Linked DNA regions of Homo sapiens: region 2 is linked to region 1. A link is a loop called in an ENCODE intact Hi-C map of the cell type or tissue named here. Cell type or tissue: PC-3. All regions are shown on one strand.

Region 1 (2,500 bases):
CAAGGCCAGCGTGGCCAACATGGCGAAACCCCATCTCTACTAAAAATACAAAAAAATTAGCCGAGCATGGCAGTGCACCCCTTTAGTTCCAGCTGTTTTGGAGACTGAAGCAGAAGAATCGCTTGAACCCGGGAGGCAGAAGCTGCAGTGAGCCGAGATGGCACCACTGCACTCCAGCCTGGGTGACAGAGCGAGACTCCGTCTCAAAATAAATAAATAAATAAATAAATAAATAATTTAAAAAATAAAATAAAAAGACAAAAAACAAAACAAAAACAATAAATAATGTGAGCTCGGCTTTCCCAATCTCATGTCAAGACCCATATAAATCAAAAAAATCAAAAGATTCCTTAGACAAGTAATAAAGTTTTTTTCTAAAAGCATATTTAACTTATTACTGTGGGAAATTTTAAAGCTATACGAAGTAGAATATCAAGGATCATGGACCTTCATGCGTCTATGACATAACTTGGACAATGTCAACTCAGGCCCATCTGTCGTCCCCTCCTCCTCTTCTCCATCTAATGGATTATTTTGAAGAAAATTCCAGAAATCAGAGTAACTACAATCATTACTCATTTATACAGATTAGAAATCTTACAAAATAGAAGCACAACACTATTCTTACATCTAAAAACTGAATAATAATTACCAAATCACCAAATTTGTGCCTGTAATCCCAGCTACTCCGGAGGCTGAGGCAGGAGAATCACTTGAACCCAGGTGGCAGAGGTTGCAGTGAGCTGAGATTGCACCATTGTACTCCAGCCTGGGCAACAAGAGTGAAACTCCGTCTCAAAAAAAAAAAAAAAAAAAAAATCTATTCTGTCTTCATTACTGTAGCCTCTTAGTTGGTGATCAAATTTACCTAATGGTTTCAATGGTTTTTAAACCTTTCATTTTTACATACTCAGTTTTATCATTGGTAGTGATAAAACAATATTCCTTTAGTTTCTAGATCCTTTTAGACTATTTCTATGGAGACACCTGAGTAAGCTTTCCAAGCTCTTTATTGCTTATTCATCTTCACCCTGTGGTTCATGGCAAAATTTGCAGGAAATAGTTTGGTCAGTCTATATCAGAGATTGACCACAGATAAGCTTTGAAGAGCATGGCTTGCTATAGCCAGAAGACCATGCCAACTGAGCCTCACATACTGTTTATGAATCATTGTGTGCAACTGTGCATAATCTCAGCTTCCTCCCAGTGTACTGCCTCATGCTTGCCAATTGTGCTCTAACTGCCTCTTGAAAGTATACACCCTTAATCTATTCTACAGGAGGCTTGGCAGCATTCACAGGTATTCCTCAACTTGCTGTAGATGCAGATGTCTGTGTTACTTCAGACTGCTTGCAGTGCTGTAAAAACAGCATTACATGGCGATTCTCAATGGCATAAGAGCTGTGCAAAACTATTATGCCTGAACTTGAATCACAGGATATGATTCAAAATGGACAAGGGAAATAACAGGAACTGTTTAGACGAGCATTTGTAAAAACACTCAGCAGTGACTTTTCTCCTTTGTCCTTTTTAAATTGTTAATCTCAAAATTTTAAAATCTGAAATCCTCCTTATTTTACTAAAGATACATCTAATACTAATCGTAAATAGTATATTAAAATTCGAAATTGAGGCTGAACTGGAAGTAAATTTGTTGTAAGTCATGCTTCGTAAACCATGGCCTTTGGGGTCTGTAACAGTTGGGTAAATACTTCTCAAATTCAGGCAAACAAGACACCTGACAAATATAAATTTAGGAAAGTTACTGAAGCAATTTATGATCAATATAGAGAAATTTAAGAAACAGATAAATACCATTATCCTTAACTCAACTTGGGATTTGCTCACAAAGTATCCTTCTGTTGCTTCTAAAACTTAGTCAATTACATAAACCAGGAGACTTGGCTGTGTGAGAAGTGGGCTGTGTTCATGATACCATGAGTAAAATCTATTTGGCTGGGAGCGGTGGCTCACACCTGTAATCCCAGCACTTTGGGAGGCTGTCTCGGGTGGATCACCTGAGGTCAGGAGTTCGAGACTAGCCTGACCAACATGGAGAAACCCCATCTCTACTAAAAATACAAAATTAGCTGGGCATGGTGGTGGGTGCCTGTAATCCCAGCTCTTCGGGAGGCTGAGGCAGGAGAATCACTTGAACCCAGGTGGCGGAGGTTGCAGTGAGCTGAGATTGCACCATTCTACTCCAGCCTGGGCAACGAGAGTGAAACTCTGTCTCAAAAAAAAAAAAAAAAAAAAAGAAAATCTATTCTGCTTCTATCCCTCTATCCCTCTCCCGCCCCATGAAATTTCAGTTGTCAGCTTCTTGGTGGGCTTGGTCTTGATTTAAATGCAGGAAGCACTTAATTGGCATTTGGGCAACAAAGGCAATAATTTTAAGCTGTTGTAGAAATGAAATATTAATATGAAATCCATTAACAGAAGATGGAGTTGATTCTCGATATCACTAAGAGTGGTCCATTAAACAAGTTACTTCCCTTGA
Region 2 (2,500 bases), 48 kb before region 1:
CTAATGGTCTGCTAACTACATTTTGGAACTTATCCAAAATAGATCTGGAGATCTATGTCTCCTTTTAAAAAATTAACTTACTTATCTTAAAATAAACTTTATTGGCAACAGTCTACCTTAAATTAAATGCACGTGTTTTTAATGTATAGACTGATGAGTTTTGACACATGTGACCACCACCTTGATCCAGACACAGAGCACTTCCATGTCTTCAGAATGCTCTCACCTGTCCCTTCACATCCCTCTGTCTACCCCCTACCCCACCCCAGGTGGCCTGAGCTGGTTTTCACCATTATAAGTTTTGCATGTTTTAGAACTTCACATAAATTGAATCATATAGAACATACTCTTTTGTATCTGACTTCTTTCAATTGGCTTTATGCTTTTAAGATTCATTAATATTGTGGTGTGTTAGATACACACAAAAAGTGTGCCCCTTTTTACTGCTGAATGGTGTTTCATCGCAACGTTTAGCGTAAATTACCGGTGGACAGGCATTTGGGTTGTTTCCAGTGTGACTATTATGAATAAAGCTGCTCCAAACACTAGTATATGAGGCTTTGGGTACATTGTTGTTTGCTCATTTTTAACATTGTCATAGATAAATACATTGGACTGGACTTTCTGGCTCATAGGTTTCATTTTATAAAAGGTACAGAACTATTTTCTACAGTGGGTGTGGAGTTTTACATTCCCACCAGCAAGGTATGTGGATTCCACGTGCTCCACATCCTCATTAATTTTTGGTAGTGTCAGCCTTTTTAATTTTAGCTAATCGAGTGTGTGAAGTGTTTCTCATTTTAATTTTAGTTAGCACTTCCATGATGAGTAAAGCGGAACATCTTTTCATGTCTAAGATTAAGAAAAATCTTAATACCTGAATATCTTTGTCTGTTCAAATAGTTTGCCATGCTTTTAAAAAAATACTTGGATTGTTTGTTTCCTTATTATTAACTTGTGATATATAAAAATTATTATGTTTCCAATACATGTGTATGTGTGTGTGTATGTGTAAGTGAGTCTTTATATCCTATATCATTTTTCTGTTTTTACTCTAAGTTCTGGGATACATGTGCAGAACATGCAGGTTTGTTACATAGGTATACATGTACCATGGTGGTTTATTGCAACTGTCAACCCGACATCTAGGTTTTAAGCCCCACATGCATTAGGTATTTGTCCTAATGCCCTCACTCCTGTAGCCCCCCACCCCCTCGACAGGCCCCGGTGTGTGTTGTTCCCCTCCCTGTGTCCACGTGTTCTCATTGTTCAACTCCCACTTATGAGAACATGCGGTGTTTGGATTTATGTGTGTGTGTTAGTTTGCTGAGAATACCGAAAGGATTATAAATCGTTCTACTATACAGACACGTGCACACGTATGTTTATTGCAGCACTATTTCCAATAGCAAAGACTTGGAACCAACCCAAATGCCCATCAACAATAGACTGGATAAAGACAATGTGGCACATATACACCATGGAATACTATGCAACCATAAATAAAATGAGTTCATGTCCTTTGCAGGGACATGGTTTAAGCCAGAAGCCATCATTCTCAGCCCCGCATGCTGACAGTTTTATATATACTTACTATTATATATAATATATAATATATAATTATATATATAATTTTTTGTATATTGACAGTTTGTCTAATTGTTTTATCAAATACTGATTGTGAACTTGTTTTAGTTCACCTATTTTAGTTCAAGGATAGTGTTTACTGTTATTCGTTTTAGTTCACTTCTTAATAAAGCTTGAGGTTTCAAGCTTTGCCAATAGATATATATTTATTTAGGATAGTATATCTTCCTTATAATTCTCTTTTTCTCTTTAATACTCTTTATTGTGAAGTCTGCTTTTATTATGTTGATATAGCTATGTTAGCATACTTTTATTGGTTTGCATGTTGTACATTTTCTTTCCTTGTAATTCAAGGAATTTGTCTTTTTTTAAAATAGCTTGTCTTTTAGGAAGTATATATATTGCTTTTTATCAAATGTGAAAAAATATGCCTTCTGATGAGATCTTTAGTCTAATTAAGTTTAACGTCATTGTAGACATAGTTGGATTTAATCATTCAATTTTGTGATTTTCTTTCATTTGTCACTTCTGTTTGTTCCTTTATTGCCCTTTAACTGCTTTTATTTTATGTAACTTATTCTTAGAATTCCGCTTTATTCTCTGCACTGCAATTCTGCACTAGACATATTTTTAACTTATTTTTAGTGGTTGCCCTAGGGCTGACAATATGAATCGTCAATTTATCAAAGATTATGTAGAGTCAGCATTTTACCATTTCACACCTTATACTCCACACCCTACAGTTCACAATTCACATGTTATAACTCATGCTTGCTGCCTCCTGCCACTCTCATAACACTCCACTTTCCAGATGTAACAGAATTATGAGATTGCAGTCTCACTCACCTGCCCACCATCATCCAAGCTCTTCTTGTCACACATCTTATATCTATATATGCTATAAAATTTACCT

What was found. Hi-C counts contacts between places; a loop is a spot of excess contacts. Peaks named below come from ENCODE experiments on the same cell type or tissue, not always from the same donor. Only the 100,000 strongest peaks of a DNase experiment are listed, where the experiment ranks them.
Region 2: it touches region 1 in a loop (3-fold over the local background); 5 of 110 quality-filtered maps call a loop at or near these places.

The regions. Positions count from the first base shown.
Region 1 is chr10:4,703,035-4,705,534 of GRCh38, reverse strand. No RefSeq gene overlaps it. Among named protein-coding and RNA genes, the nearest start is that of MANCR, 26 kb to the right of the region's middle. In PC-3, no CTCF peak of the experiment used is centred here; a DNase peak (open chromatin) is centred at 1,144; H3K27ac peaks cover 2,376 bases.
Region 2 is chr10:4,751,208-4,753,707 of GRCh38, reverse strand. The region is part of intron 2 of LOC105376375 (a long non-coding RNA gene); the gene reads left to right. Among named protein-coding and RNA genes, the nearest start is that of AKR1E2, 74 kb to the left of the region's middle. In PC-3, no CTCF peak of the experiment used is centred here; no DNase peak of the experiment used is centred here.